Linked DNA regions of Homo sapiens: regions 2 and 3 are each linked to region 1. A link is an interaction called in ENCODE POLR2A ChIA-PET data of the cell type or tissue named here. Cell type or tissue: OCI-LY7. All regions are shown on one strand. Links, peaks and the distances in the headings refer to the core of each region. The heading gives the core; the rest is flanking DNA. Region 1 overlaps FUBP1 (far upstream element binding protein 1). Region 2 overlaps ZZZ3 (zinc finger ZZ-type containing 3). Region 3 overlaps MIGA1 (mitoguardin 1).

The links. ChIA-PET counts read pairs that join two places held together with the same protein. Peaks named below come from ENCODE experiments on the same cell type or tissue, not always from the same donor. Only the 100,000 strongest peaks of a DNase experiment are listed, where the experiment ranks them.
Region 2: POLR2A ChIA-PET joins it to region 1 with 5 read pairs; 4 of 35 experiments call an interaction of 5 or more read pairs at or near these places.
Region 3: POLR2A ChIA-PET joins it to region 1 with 9 read pairs; 4 of 35 experiments call an interaction of 5 or more read pairs at or near these places.

What each region holds. Positions count from the first base shown.
Region 1 is chr1:77,947,132-77,952,131 of GRCh38, reverse strand. FUBP1 (far upstream element binding protein 1) reads left to right here. Exons shown (of 20, transcript NM_003902.5): 19 at 2,832-2,977; 20 at 3,358-5,000. The coding sequence ends at 3,366. Among named protein-coding and RNA genes, the nearest start is that of FUBP1, 29 kb to the left of the region's middle. RefSeq lists a silencer at 945-1,004. In OCI-LY7, for the core only: a CTCF peak has its summit at 2,919; DNase peaks (open chromatin) are centred at 1,091 and 2,921; H3K4me3 peaks cover 511 bases; H3K27ac peaks cover 1,938 bases.
Region 2 is chr1:77,669,909-77,674,908 of GRCh38, reverse strand. The region is part of intron 1 of ZZZ3 (zinc finger ZZ-type containing 3); the gene reads left to right. Among named protein-coding and RNA genes, the nearest start is that of ZZZ3, 10 kb to the left of the region's middle. In OCI-LY7, for the core only: no CTCF peak of the experiment used is centred there; a DNase peak (open chromatin) is centred at 4,348; H3K4me3 peaks cover 558 bases; H3K27ac peaks cover 1,505 bases.
Region 3 is chr1:77,876,696-77,882,964 of GRCh38, reverse strand. It overlaps MIGA1 (mitoguardin 1), which reads right to left. Exons shown (of 16, transcript NM_001416120.1): 16 at 3,425-6,269. It overlaps NEXN-AS1 (NEXN antisense RNA 1), which reads left to right. Exons shown (of 3, transcript NR_103535.1): 3 at 1,067-1,617. Among named protein-coding and RNA genes, the nearest start is that of NEXN, 8.8 kb to the left of the region's middle. In OCI-LY7, for the core only: no CTCF peak of the experiment used is centred there; no DNase peak of the experiment used is centred there.

The DNA.
Region 1 (5,000 bases), core at 1-5,000:
CAAGTAGAGAAAATCTTGATAAGATTTCAGAGGCTTATAAGGAACAGCAGTAAAGATGGGTGTTTTTAAAGCTAGAATACAGGGATTTTTTTAAGACCCTTAAGAGAACAAACAGGGTTTCAAAATAGAAAGGAGTAATTCTTGTTTGGAGAAGTGAAGACATTTGGGAAAAGTTTGACTTGAGGAAGGCCATTATGATAAGGACTGATGTGGTAGACTCTGAACCCTGAAGAATCTGGTACCTTAAGCCTAAAGGAGGGTAGAGTGAGGACTTGTGGGAAAGGTACAGTTATATGGGAAGACAACTGAGTGTGAAAATCTATTCATGCAAGGCTGGCTCTTAGGCTCTAATAGAATCTTGCAAGCTAACTCTAGAGCAAGTCTTTTATCTTTGGGATGAAAGAAATTTAAGGCTAAACTTTATACATTATAATTATAAAACTATAATAAATATTAGATAATGTTCTACTGAAGTATAAACTCAACTATCTGGCATCAAACAGTAACTAAGCCATGATCACACCACTGCCACTGTGTTCTGGCCTAGGTGACAGAGCAAGACCCTGTCTCAAAACAAAATCCAGTAACTAAAGAGAGGAATAAGGGGAGCGCAAGGTAAGGCAGTACATGTCTGAAGGGGCAGGGAAAGAGTTCTTTCTCTACTTCCAACTGGGCAAAATAAATCACATTTGCCCTTTAGATTGGAAGAGTGAAATAAGCTTTTCTTGAACATCTTTTAAGATTGGAGTGTCAAATATTACCAACTTATTTACCAAGAATTTGGTTTTTCTTAAAGTCTAAAGTGTTTACTATTAGCTTTCCACAGGGATATAGGAGTTTGCAGAGGTTGTAGTTTTTTAAGGGAACATCAATGAATTTTCTTGATGCATATGCCTGTTTCTACCATTTTACATTGTTAATTTGCCTCTAAAATGAGTAACTCTTACAATGGGGTTTAAAACCTGAAGACTATTGATTGCTACCTTGATCAGGTTTGGTTTCAAGTGTGCACCCTGTAAGAGACAATGTGTGGTTTTATTGCTATTGTCACACCAGTTTTTTAGATATTGAAACCTGTTTCAGATTTGCTTGAATTGTGTCTTGTAAGAGGAAAATGTTAAACTTACTTCCTCTTTGAGAACAGTTATTTATAGAAGACAGGAAAATATGAGAATTTTTAATAGTATATGAGAGTTCTCTGTTACCCAAGAAAAGAGGGTTTTTTTCAGGCATTTTTAAAGAATCATAAATCTTAAATTCTTTCACTCAGTTGCTTTGAGTCTGTGACCTGTTTTACAATGGTGATAGACTGCTTTCTGAAACTATGAAATTGGTCTTGTTGGCAGCATCCTACAAACATAAAAAGAGCTTCCTGTGTGTCCATGCTCCAGTATTTTTGTCTATGGTAGTTATTTCACAAAGCCAAGCGAGTTACAAACGAAATAAAATAGTGCTTAAGTAAAGAAACTGAATAGGAGAACATATACTCTCTCTTCTCAATTTTTTATTTAGAAAATTATATACCTTCAGAAATTGGGGAAATAAGGCATCAGACACTCAGCTTCATCATTTTTTAAAAGTTTGCTGTATGCGCTTTATATGTATGTTTTTTGTGTATGAACCATTTCAAAGTAAGTTGCAGACAAGACAGTTTGCTCTAAATAAACTCAATGTCTGGGCACAGTGGTTGACGCCTGTAATCCCAGGACTTTGGGAGGCCAAGGCAGGTGGATCACTTGAGTCCAGGAGTTCAGGACCAGCCTGGACAACATGGCAAAACCCCATCTCTACAAAAAAAGAGAAAAATGTCAGCTAGGCATGGTGGGCCTGTAGTCCCAGCTACTCTAGAGGCTGAGGTGGGAGGATCACCTGAGCCCTGGGAGGTTGAGGCTGCAGTGAGCCATGATTGCACCGCTGCACTCCAGCCTGGGTGGCAGAGTGAGACCCTGTCTGAAAATAAATACCCTCAATATTATCACAAACATACAGACTATATTTAAATTTCCATAGTTGTCAGGAATATGTCTTTTGTCGTCTGTGTGTTTTGTTTAATTCAGAGTACATTCAAGATTCATGCGTTGCATTTCATTGCTATATTTCTTTAATCTCTTAATTCAGCAAAGTCACCTTATTTGGAAAAAGACCTGATTGTGAAAGCTGAGTTTTATGTGTTTTCATTGATCTTGTTCTTTATTCCTTGTCAGGTTACTTTTAATAACATTGTGTTGTAATTGGAATAAATTATTAATACTTTTAACATCTTATTATGTGTGTGTGTACATACACTTTATAGGTTACTAATCAGGAAAAAGTCTTGGCTAGGTCTTAATACAGTCTTTAAATCATTGCCTTTAAGTGGGCTTAAAGTTTTTCAAAAATGTTCTTTTTGTAATTCTGGAATCGAATTAAGATTATGCCTAAATCTTTACCTTCCTTAGCTAAAGCAGTGTGGATTTGGGGTTGATTCTGTTTTTTTACTAATAATGACGCTCTAGAACTAAAAGTTAACGATTAATTATAAGGCAAAAAGAAAAGAGCGTTCTTTTTTTTTTTCTAATTGCAGAGTAGTTTCCTGACACTACTAAATGAATATTTTAAATAAAACAGGAGTAATTCTGACCCTCTGTGCTTTTGTCTTATAACCTGTACTTACAGTGGATGTAATTTTATATTAAAGTTTAGGGGTTTTTTTTTTTGGTCAACAAGGGCAAACACAAGATTATTCAAAGGCTTGGGAGAAATATTACAAGAAGCAAGGTATTGTTTTTATTAGAAATGAGATGTTGGGCTTATAATTGTGGTTACAGCAACAAAGTTCTTTTTTTTCAAAGGTCAGGCAGTTCCTGCTCCGACTGGGGCTCCTCCAGGTGGTCAGCCAGATTATAGTGCAGCCTGGGCTGAGTATTATAGACAACAAGCAGCCTATTATGCCCAGACAAGTCCCCAGGGAATGCCACAGCATCCTCCAGCACCTCAGGTATAATGTAATTGCTAATTTGTTGATTTCTACTCCAGTCTGTTTTCTGCATGTTTACTGTTTGTCTGTTTGGGAGTGTTTGCCTTTTAAATTTTTATCTGGCAAAGTATAATAACTATTTAAATGAAGTACTACGGTGTATTGTTTGGGTTTTTTTGTTTTTTATAATGCTTTCCAGCATCTGAGTGGTGAATATTTCTGCAATGCCTTTGATTTTAAAAATAAATTTTCTTCCCCCAGGGATTTGCAAATCATGCAAGAAGCCACCACCATTTATATTAACCACTTTTTCTTTCTTAAAGGATTCACTCCTGAATTAGCTCCATTTCAAGGATTTTCTTTAACTTTTTGTGTATTTCTTATGTATCTCTTCTGCACAGGGCCAATAATAAGAAGTGGACAATACAGTATTTGCTTCATTGTGTGGGGGAAAAAAACCTTTGTTAAATATATGGATGCAGACGACTTGATGAAGATCTTAATTTTGTTTTTGGTTTAAAATAGTGTTTCCTTTTTTTTTTTTTTTTTTGAAAATGTACAAAATATCTATCACTACTGATAGGAGGTTAATATTTCTGTGTAGAAATGAAAATTGGTTTGTTTTTAGTATTTAGTGTAGATGTACACATTCCAGCAAATGTATTTGCAATTATGTGGTTGATGCTTTGTGATATAAATGTACTTTTTCAATGTATACTTTCACTTTTAAAATGCCTGTTTTGTGCTTTACAATAAATGATATGAAACCTCCTGTGTCGGTAAGTTGGATATGTGGGTATTTAAAGGATTCATAATTTCTTAGCAATGATAAATTAAGATACATATACACAAATATATAAGCTTTCCCCATGAAATATTGAGTTTTTAAACACTGGCATGTTTTTCCCCCCTTGCAGTATAGTGGTAGATTGGAGGATCTTTTCCATTTATTGTATTGGCTCTTTCAGCACAAGTAATCCTGATATCTTCATTTTTTTTCCTTCTGTTTGATTAAAAACTGCATGTGTGTACAATGATCTTTTGGCATACTTCCATTGCATTAACAGTGAAATTTCCTTTTATACATGACCACTGTTTCAGACCTGTACTGCTGCTATAACAGTTAACCTTTCTGTTCTTAATTTGATAATACTTGATTTCCAAGACTGTTTCGGCATAACTAATTTTAAACAGTTTTCAGATAGTGAATATGAGTAGTCTAATAAGAACAGTTTTTTTCCATGTGAAGCAACTCTTTCAATGTATATAATGTTAGTGTGTTTCTTTCTAAATTTAGGATAGAAAAGTGAATAGTGTGCAAAAAGTATAGCTACATTGCATCTGCCATTGAAACATAAATGGGGTATGGAAACGTTCAAGCTTTTTTTTTTTCTTTATGCAGTATAGATAAGCTTTGTTTTGTAAATGCACAAGTCCAATCATTGAATCAACTTAATTTTTTTATGTACTTGAAGTCATTTTATTACTCTTTAACACTCATGCTGAAGTTCTGATATTTTGTTGAAATCCATTGTTTTACTCTTTGCATATTTGTTGGCTCTTTGCATATTAATATATTAGACTACATGCAAATACAGTCTGTCTTGCCATTGTCTGTTGAAGTGCAGGTTTGATCCAGCCAGTATAGAACTAGCTCTGTAGGGGTGAGGAGGACTGTGCTGTGTATCATCCTTGATTGTGTTCCTTCAAGGAGCATTGCACTGTAAGTACATCAGAATGACAAATTGATGAACTGCAACAGTATCTTTTTGTCAATGTTCCACATAATGCAAATGCCATACGTTGTGTGAATATTATGTTGGAATACAGTGCTGATATCTTGGAAAACCATAACTGCCTCTTAATTTAACATAGAATAATACATAGTTCTGTATTTTTTTTAAAGTGAGCTTAATGGGTAAGTATTTTTTATATGCTTTAGCTATAGCTAAAGAAAACTGATACTTAACAAAGTTGAATAGTATTATTCACTGGTGCTCCTAAAATATTGTTTTTCAGTGTAAAATATGCATATCTTCTATAT
Region 2 (5,000 bases), core at 1-5,000, 280 kb after region 1:
GTGATCTCGGCTCACTGCAACCTCTGCCTCCTGGGTTCAAGCAATTCTCCTGACTTAGCCTCCTGAGTAGCTGGGACTACAGGCACACGCCACTATGTGCAGCTCATTTTTGTATTTTTAGTAGAGACGGGGTTTTGCCATGTTGGGGAGACTGGTTTTGAACTCCTGACCTCAAGTGATCTGCCCACCTCGGCCTCCGAAAGCGCTGACATTACAGGTGTGAGCCACTGCACCCGGCCAATGTGTCTTTTCCTAAGGAGAAATCTCCTCTTTTTCCTTCTTTTTAAATAAAGATAAATACAATTAAAGTATAATACACACAGAAAGTTCTCATAAATGTACACCTCAGTGAATTTTCACAGTGTGAGCACACTGGTGTAATCGTCACTAAGAAGAACACTGTCAGAACTCCAGAAACTTGTGTGTTTATTCCGGTCATTAATGGTCCCTAGGTGCCACCCCTCACCAAGAGAAATCACTCTTTTGATGTCTAGTACCACAGAATTATTTTATTTGCTTTTGAGCCTAGGATTTATACAGTATGTATTGTTTTTGTGTTTGGCCTTTTTTGCTCAATGTTATGTTTGTGAGATTCAGCTGTTTTATTGTGTCTTCATCCTGTTCTGATACGAGTAACCTGAGAAATCCTATAACTCAACCTGATTTGTACCTTGAGATCTCAACACTTAGACATTTTTCTCATGGCATTCATGGTTTTCAAGAACTCCTAGGAGGGGACATCAAATAAAAGCCTTCTTTGTTTTAAACTCTGTGGTAGACCTTTTTTTGTGTTTTAATGACCTTTTTTGTGTTTTATTGCTATTTGGGTAAATAGTAGATTTTAAAATTTATGTCACTGATGGCTTATGCAGTACCTCAGCTGCTTTTTTTTTTTTTTCCTACTTAAAAATTTTGTTTTAAAAACTATGGTACAGGATTCCTGGCCAGCTAATGGCTTTTTGGACTTTTATGACTTGGTAGCTTGCTTTTCATTCTTTGAATTCCTCAAGCAGTGATTCCCATTCTAATTTTTATGATACCATGTAGTATCTTCAGTTATTTCAAAGCATGTTGTGAGCCTCCCCACCAAGAAAAAGATTCCAATTTAAGTTTAAGCCACTTTACTTTCAAAATACTTAACATTTATGAACAGTACAACTTTTATATTTATGAACAGTACAACATTGTGGTGTGTAGATTATAAAATCAAATAGGCTGGTAAAAAATTGGGAATCAGCTAAGAGACTTACCTGCTTATTAACCCCTTTCAAGCTAGCTTCAAGTGTAAAGTGCAACTTTTATTTGTGTGTGTGTGACACAGTCTCACTCTGTCACCCAGGATGGAGTGCAGTGGCGCGATCTCAGCTCACTGCGACCTCCAGCTCCTGAGTTCAAGCAATTTTCGTGCCTCAGACTCCCGAGTAGCTGGAATTACAGCCGCCTGCCACCATGCCTGGCTAATTTTTGTATTTTTAGTAGAGGCGGGGTTTCTCCACGTTGTCCAGGCTGGTTTCGAACCCCTGACCTCAGGTGATCTGCCCTCCTCAGCCTCCCAAAGTGCAGGGATCACAGGCGTGAGCCACCCTGCCTGGCCGTAAAGTGCAACTTTCTTCTCAGGAGTTCTCCTTTTGTATTTTCTTCTCATTTCACTTTCTTAATTTTAAGGAAAGTCATAGTGAAAGATTTATGACTGTATTCCTGCACATAATTTTTCTTTCATATAAGTCCTATGGTTATGATATGCCTGGATGATATGCTTAATTTCCTTTTTAAGTGAATTTTAGTTATTTCAGTCAGTAAGTGTTAGGGCCAGAATATTATAAATGGCCAATAGTTGTTGAAATTAGGTATTTTGGTCATGATTAAGAGTGACGTGTATACTTAGCAGTCCTGTACTTCAGTCATCTTTTATTTGCTGAGCTTTTGTGGAAATTAAATGATTGTAAAGTTTTAGCCTACTTTCTAAAAAAAAATCACTTGTTTTTTAATCTGGAGAGTTTAAATGTCTGACTTTGGGGAAACATCATGCAATAGGGGAACATTATCTCCTGAAGAATGGGGGAGAGATGAACTAACTTTTGTAATGGTTATAGAGTTACTTCTAAATTTGAATAAATGCTGTTCTACCTAGTGAACTAGTCAGAGCATTTTCCACTTTGACCTAAGCCAAGCACATGGGTAGCTACTTCTCTTTCTGTAGTTAAGAGAATTTCACCAAGGATATTTTGATTTATTTGTAGCTATATGGCAGTGGTTCTCAGTATTTATCATTCATCATAATCGCCTGAAAGTTGTTTGTTTTAAATAATAGATTTCTGGGCTCTGCCCTTAGAGTTTCAGATTTAGTACGTCAGGAGACCACACTTTGAGTAGCACTACTTGGGTATAGTCAGGACTTCTGCATTAAAAAACAAAATGAACAGACAAAAACCCTACAAGTGATTCTGTTACATATCCTAGATGAGAGAACCTTTGATCAATAGTTCTCAATACAGTATATGGTTCTGGGCATAGCAGCAGAGCATCACTTGGGAATTTTACAAATGCAGATTTTCTCCAACTCTGGAGATGGAACCCAGAAATATGTGTTTTAAACTAAACCACTAGAGGATTCTGGTGTGTGCTAAAGTTTGACAACCATCCTTGTAACTTTATAGTTCCCTGGCACCTATCAGGGAATTTACTAGAAATTCAAATTTCACACTGCACTCGGAGCTCTCATATAACAGATTCTGAATATCAGAATCTCATTTTACAGTAGTCTCTACTGCACTCTTCAGTTTCGCTTTCCTTCGGCTGAACATACTAAATGGGAAATTCAAGAAATAAACAATTCATGTTTTAAATTGTGTGCCCTTTTGAGTATCCTGATGAAATCTCTTATTGTCCCTCTGGTCGTGCCTGTTATGTGAATCATCCCTTTGTCCAGTGTGTCCATACTTTGTATGCTTCCCACTGGTTAATCACTTAATAGCCATCTCAGTTATCAGATTGAAAAAACATAGTATATATCTGGTTTGGTACTATCCTCATATTCAGGTATCTACTGGGGATCTTGGAATGTATCGCTTGTGGATGTGGGGAGGGAACTACTGTAACTAGATTCATAGGTGGTTTGTATGTATATTGAAGATTGAAAAGAGCTGCTTTAGGTGATTTTAAAAACTCTTATAGAAGTAATACTAATAACTAAAATTTATTGGATATTTGCTGTGGGCCAGATACATGCTAGATACTCTATTCATTATCATTAGTACTCCCTACAACCTTATACAGAGGGTTACTGTAACCCTCATTCTATAAATAAGCAAATCAAAGCAGAGGGGTTTCATATCTTGCTCGGTGTCACACAGGTGCTAAATGGAGGGTTTGGGATTTGAACCTAAGCACTCAAACTGTGGAGTTTTGGAGTTTGAGGTGCTATCTTCATATGTATCTTCAGTACTGTTTGTGTGCATGTATGTCCTTCCTTGTTTCAGTGCCATAGATTATATTCTAATGAATTTTTTTGGTATCACATTTTACAGTGACATTTGAATTTTCTTTCAAGTCTCATATTCATCAGAACAATCAGAAGTGGAAATAGCTGTGGTTTGAATACTTTGATCTTGTCTACCTAAATAACAGGCTTTCTAAAAGAAAATAATGTTTATTTGGGAATAGGGCTTTGCAGTGGGAATTCTGTTGTTACAGTAAACCATGTGCATATACAGGGAGGTAAAAGAAGACCAAAGTTTTTAAAGGAAAAATGAGGAGGATTTCATAATTATTTTGAGATAATTATTCTTGGCTACAAGGGTCAATAAAGTGCCTCCATTCTGAGGTTGGACCGGCAGTTGCTGGCAGATGTCCTCACAGAAGTTTTTTTTTTTTTAAAAAAAACAACCCCCACCACCCCCCCAAAAAAACAGTGTTACTGTGTTGCCCAGGCTAGATGTAAACTCCTGGGTTCAAGCAATCTTCCTGCTTCTTGGGTAGCTGGGATTATAGGTGTGTATGTACCATGCACCTGGCTTGTTTTTGTTTCACGTTTTGTATAAGGTTGTAGTTTTTGCAGAGTCTTTTGTGATAGTTTTTATCATGCATACCCGCATGACAGCCCTTCCTTCATAGCCTTCCCTGGCTGTTTGTCAGGGTGTTTTTTTTTTGTTTTGTTTTGTTTAAAAAAAAACAGAACAAACACTACTACTACTCCAGTTTGATTCTGATAACTTTCATATAAGTCTGTTCATCAAGGTGTTGTTATCCATCCAAACTCTTTGTTGCCTTAATAGATTTTGTTTTTGTGTGTAATTTCAGTAAGGCAGCTCTTACTGGTTAATGTTTCTGGTAAAAATTTGCATGCTAGGCCAGGTGCAGTGGCTCATCATGCCTGTAAACCCAGCACTTTGAGAGGCCGAGGTGGGCGGATCATCTGAGGTCAGGAGTTCGAGACCAGCCCAGTCAACATGGCGAAACCCCATCTCTACTAAAACAAAAAATTAGCCAGGCATGCTGGAGTGTGCCTGTAGTCCCAGCTACTCGGTGAGGCTGAGGCAGGAGAATCGCTTGAACCCAGGAGGCGGAAGTTGCAGTGAACCGAGATCATGCCATTGCACTCCAGCCTGGGTGACAGAGCGAGACTCTGCCCCCCCCCAAAAAAAAAAAAATTGCATGTTGTATGTTCAAGGACAGTACTGGTTTATTAAAGAGGACAACAATGCAATTCAGTATCTGGAGGCTCCCATGTACTAAAATTATGCTTTGGAGTTTAATTCAAGTAAAACATGGAGATTTGCTTGATAATAGACCTAAATGCTGGTGTTAATTTCAAGGGAGTAATATGGGGGGGGGGGGTCACAATATTTATTATATTAATAGGTTTTTTGGGGGAATTTGTTAGTCATATTAATTCTTTTTAAGTGCACAATTCAGTGCTTTTTAGTAAAATTACAGTGCCATGCAACTATTACCTCAATCCCGTTTTAGAACATTTCTGTCACACCAAAATGATCTCTTTT
Region 3 (6,269 bases), core at 1,270-6,269, 70 kb after region 1:
GGAGGATCACTTGAGGACAGGAGTTCAAGACCAGCCTGGGAAACATACCAAGACTTCCTCTCTACTAAACAATAAAAATAATCCAGGTGTGGTGGCATGTGGCTGTAGCCCCAGCTACTCAGGAGGCTGAGGCAGAAGAATCACTTGAGCCCAGGAGTTAGAAGTTGCAGTGAGAACCACTGCACTCCAGCCTGGGTAAGGGAGAGAGAAAAACCTTATCTCCTAAAAAAAAAAAAAAAAAAAAAAAAAAAGTAATTTGTCTACATCATTATGTATAATTTATTATGATTCCCTGCCATGGTATCCAGCCACCAAGACAACCCCAAATGTTCCACCTCTTGGTACTCGCATCCTGTGTAATCCCCTCCCACATTGTGTCAGTGTTGGTCTGTGTTACCAATGGCAGAAGTGGCAACACTTCCACATCTAGGTTATAAAAGACATTGTGTCTTTTACCTTGCTATTTCTTGGATTATTTATCTGGGAGGAAGCCAGCTGCCACGTCTTTTTTTTTTTTTTTTTTCTGTAGAGACAGGGTCTCATTTTGTGGCCAGGCTGGTTTCACACTTACAGGCTCAAACAAACATTCCTCCTGCCTCAGCCTCCCAAAGCGCTGGGATTACAGGCATGAGCCACCATGCTCATGCCTTAAAAGACATGCTGGCCAGCTGTCATGTCTTAAAAGACACTCAGGCAGCTGAGAGGTCTAGTTGGTAGGAACTAAGGTCTCTTGCCAATGGCAAGGGACTGAGGCCTCCTGAAAACAGACATGTGAATGAGAAAACCTTAGAAGTGAGTCTTCCAGCCCCAATCAGGCCTTCAGATGACTGCAACTTCAGGAGAGAACCACCAGACTAAGCCATTCCTGAATTCCCAGCCCTCAGAAACTGTGTAAGATCATGTTTGTTGTTTCGAGCTGCTAAAATTTTAGGATAATTTGTTGTAACAGATTGTGAATATAATTGCTTTAACATTTATTATCCATCTTCATCTTCTACCACATTATTTTATTGGTCCTTTGTAAAACTCCTGGGGCCATTCTTTTTCTTTCTTTTTTTTTTTAAAGATGGATTCTCGCTCTGTTGCCCAGGCTGGAGTGCAATGGCGTGATCTCAGCTCACTGCAACCTCTGCCTCCCAGGTTCAAGCAATTCTCCTGCCTCAGCCTCCCGAGTAGCTGGGACTACAGGCACGCAATGCCACGCCCGGCTCATTTTTTGTATTTTAGTGGAGGTGGGGTTTCACTGTGTTGCCCAGGCTGGTCGCGAACTTCTGAGCTCAGGCAATCCACCCGCCTCAGCCTCCCAAAGTGCTGGGATTACACGCCGTGAGCCACCGCACCTGGCCCCTGGGACCATTCTCACACAGAGTTATTATTAAATAAGAATTAGCAAAGTTCAGAAAGTCATATATTTCAAGTGCTTTCTAATTCAAAGTGCTTCTCTATATTCAAGTACTATGGTATCATTTCAAACATAGCAAATTATAAAAGTTCTGTAATTTCCTAAATATAAATGTACTTTGTGAAAGGCTTCTGTGACACACATAAAAGACATATTTGATGTACCAGTTGCTTTGCTGTGGCTTTTAAGTAAAGAATAAAAAGTGTCATAGAAGGAAGGCTGTTTTTCTTCTCTGTAGTAGAATACAGTCCTTCCCTGCCCAGATGATGGTTACTGTAGAGTTTTCACTGTTCAGATATAGAAAAAGCCAAAGAAAGAACCTTAGCAGACAGAAGAGTTTGTGTAGCCTGATCAAAGATGTCAGTAGCGTAAGAAGAGAAAGAGATCAAGGGAGAAGAAGTGGCAGGATAAAGTATCAGAGAATACAGGGCATAGGAAGAAACACTGCAGAAAAAACCAGAAGTCAAAAGCAGCATAAGAACAGTTAGTTTAGAAAGATTAACAAAGTGATTTATAAAGATTTCCAGCAAAGCCCTATAAAGTCTAACAATAGGGCACTAAGATGTTTGCAGAGAAGCATTTTAAATATACATAAGAATTCAGAGACAGATGTTTAAAGTGCAAAACATTAAGTTCAGATCCTGAACATTAAGTTCAGGATCAAAGAAGATGCATGAGACAACAGAGTATGGCAGATAATGACAAAACAGAAAATGAGAATGAGATGCTGCTCTAGTTTCCCATTGCACTCCAACCCTGTATCCTAGCTAAGGAAAGATTCTATTCATGTTTATATGGTTTTCTTATCAATATATTTCACTTTATATGTTTAATAATTCTAAAAATATAACTATATTTATCTATATCATATATAATTATTCTAAAATAAACCCATTTGTTAAAAGTCTCAAACTAAGAATCTGTTTTCATATCCAGGTGACTTCCATCTGGTGACTATGGTGGTATCCAGGTGGCACCCCTCTCCTTGACTAAATATATCTGAACCCTTTTGTTTTTTGGTTTTGAGACTGAGTCTCACTCTGTTGCCCAGGCTGGAGTGCAGTGGCGTGATCTCAGCTCACTACAACCTCCACCTCCTGGGTTCAAGCAATTCTCCTGCCTCAGCCTTCCAAGAACCTGGGATTACAGGTGTGCGCCACCATGCCTGGCTAATTTTTGTATTTTTAATAGGGACAGGGTTTCGCCATGTTGGCCAGGCTGGTCTCAAACTCCTGACCTCAAGTGATCTGCCTTGCTCGGCCTCCCAACATGCTGGGATTACAGGCATGAGCCACTGCACCCGGCCATATATCTGAAGCCTTTTGAAGAATTGATGAGAAGAGAGGTTCAGGTCATATATGAATAGTAATGATGCATATACATCAATATATCAATATAAGTTTATATTATGCTTGATGGCATTATCATCCAAACACTTAAATTAAAATACAAGTATTTTCACTTTATTCATCACAAAACTGTCTTTTTCCCCATATCAGTACATGGAGAAACAATAAATTTTTAATCTTTGTTTTCATTTTTTATTTTTTTGAGACAGAGTTTCGCTCTTGTTGCCCAGGCTGGAGTGCAATGGTGCACTCTTGGCTCACTGCGACCTCTGCCTCCCAGGTTCAAGCGATTCTCCTGCCTCAGCCTCCCAAGTAGCTGGGATTACAGGTGCCCACCACCATGCCCAGATAATTTTTGTATTTTTAGTAGAGACGGGGTTTCACCATGTTGGCCAGGCTGGTCTCGAACTCCTGACCTCAGATGATCCACCCGCCTCGGCCTCCTAAAGTGCTGGGATTACAGGCATGAGCCACCGCACCCGGCCTTTTATTTTTTATTTTAATGATAAAGTTTTATATTTGATTATAATGCTTCTGCAGTTGTCCTGTTCTCTATGCCATATATATGGGTCTTATGGAGACTGAATATTCTCATACAGGATCTGATGAGACAAGTGTGACTTCATAATTATATATTAACATTGTTTAAAATATTCAATACATCAGCAAGACGTACCATCACTTTTTTATTTGGCAGTAATAGTAATACATCCATGTTACAGTGCTTATTTTGGCTAAAGAGCCAGTGCAATTTTTTCTGCTACTGTAGTGTTTTACTTTTACACAAATTAATGAGTACAGTCCTTACATTTAGGAGACAGAAACATTTACTGACATCAGCTAAGTAAAGCTAATACATGGTTGTTCACAAACTAAACAAAACAATAACATAATATACTCATTAGGAACAAAGTAGGGATGTTCTTATTTCCACTAATCACAGATTATATAAATTCTTAAATTTCACATACATATTTCTAAATCTAAGCAAAAAAATTAGAATTCAGCTTAATTCCTATAATCATTTTGAAATTTACATCAAATAATTTCTGAATATATATTCACATTAAAATAAAAGTAAATGGGTTATATAAACATAATTTAAAATTTCTGATTATGAAAAGTTATAGAGAAGTACATTAAATGTTACTTTGGCATTCCTATTTCCTAGGCTTACAGGAATTATTAAGAATTCCTTTGTAATGCAAATAATCACTCTCTTGGAAATTAAATTTAAGTAGAAAATGTTACATTTTAAGGCAAGAAAACATTTGTAAATATTTTTATAAAGGCATTTAATTCAACAAATTAACGGAATCATAGTAAATGGATGCAAATAAAGAATATTACTTTATGAGAAAGACAAAGTTCTTTGGAGCTTACTGTGACAGTATGGAAAACTTGTCTTCTTTTTTAAAAGATAATTCCATTTTGATACTTAATAAACATAATGTTAACCTTCAAGAAGAAATAAGCACTCTTAGTTGAACAAAAATGTAGGGAAATTAAAATACAAAAAATGAAATTAAAAGAAATACCAAATGTAAATTGCCTCAAAATTTATCTTCTTTCTTCTAGAAAAAAGGATATTTTCTCAGGAGTGACTTAATTGAAGTCCCTCTTATAATTTACATATGGAAGTGGATGGTAGAGCTCATGGTGGCAAGGGCAATTCCATGATTAAGTGTTTAAACAGGGTTTACCCTAAAAGGCTCTAAACTAATCATTTTTAAAGACATTGCTTTTGCTATTTAACCCAATTTTAAGGCAAATGGAAACCGTTACATATGTCTTTTTTTTTTTTTTTTTTTTTTTTTTTGAGACAGAGTTTTACTCTTGTTGCCCAGGCTGGAGTGCAATGGCACGATCTCGGCTAACTGCAACCTCCGCCTCCCGGGTTCAAGCGATTCTCCTGCCTCAGCCTCTCGAGTAGCTGGGATTACAGGCATGCGCCACCATGCCTGGCTAATTTTTGTATTTTTAGTAGAGATGGGGTTTCACCATGTTGGTCAGGCTGGTCTCAAACTCCTGACCTCAGGTTATCTGCCCACTTGGGCCTCCCAAAGTGCTGGGATTACAGGCGTGAGCCACTGCTCCTGGCCTGTTATATATGTCTTAAGTACCCTTCTGCATGCAGTCAGAAATGTTCTTTTCAAGAGGACATTTCCTTTAAAAAGTTCAAGTTTCTTATCTTACGATAAAGAGATATTTCCTATACTTATTGTCCTAAAATTCTATTTGGTCACTCTTACCTCTTTTGTGAAAGGCCACATCTTGCTAAAGTAGCAGCTACTGAACTGACCAGAAACAAACTCAAACACTGAATTTGACAAACCAACCTGCTGAATATAAGCAACTTTTTCTAAGATGAAATGTAAAAAAGAAAAAGAAAAAACAAAAAGCAACACCTTCTAGAAAGCCATTCATCTTATCTCATAAAATTAATTCCCCAGAGTTATCTCATGTAGTAGCAGCATTATCAAATAGTGCAATTCTTCAAAATTGATTTCAAATAATATCTTTCTAAAATAAATTACATTTACTTACAGCTTTGCTTATAAAACCACAGCTTAAAACACTTAGCCCTCAAATGGGTAAATTACTATAAGCAATAACTGTCTTGTCTACATGGTAATGAAATGCACGTGCACGCACACATGTGTGTGTGAAGGCCAAAGATACCGCAACAAGGTAAAAACATGTAATATTAAATAAAAAGTAAACAGTACATAATGGAATTTTTAGTTTTGGTACTTCTAATCATATTCCCGTCAATAATAAGAACTATAAATAGGTAATTGTTAAATTAAGCATCTATGTAAGAAAAGGCAAGGAGCTATATACTAAAGAACAGTGATAATTTGTATGTTTCATGCTATATAACCTATAAAGTACATGCAAAACAGCATGATCCTGAATTCCATATTTTATAGTTAATTTACATAAATGTGGCACATACAGAAAATTACAAATCTTAAAAGATTATGCTTTTCCCGCCCACTTTTTTCATCTTCTATTTATTAATCAGAAACTAGGCACTTTAATCTAAAAATTCGCTTTTTAAAAATGCATTTTAGGAGTAAGACATGGTGACACATGCCTCTGGTATGAGGAGTTGGAGACTGCAGTGAGCTATGTATGATAGCACACTGCACTCCAGCCTGGGCAATAGAGCGAGACCCCATCTCTTAAAAGAAGGCAAAAAACAATGCATTTTAGGTCCTTTTGTGCAACTCACTCCTAAAATGACTAAAGCCCGTTTTAGGGGCAAAATCAACAAATCTCATCTACTTACATACTGAGTTAGTCACTCCAAATAAGTGGTATATTATTTAGAAACAAAATTAATACAACTCTGAAAGCATTTAATATACTCTTATAGAAGAACTCCACCCATAAAAACAATTCATTTGTTTGTAGATTTATCATAATGAACATGAAATATATACTTCCACATCATTAAAAAATATTTTTGTTTTACATTCCAGGGAGGAAAAAACTCTTCTTTAAAATGTCAA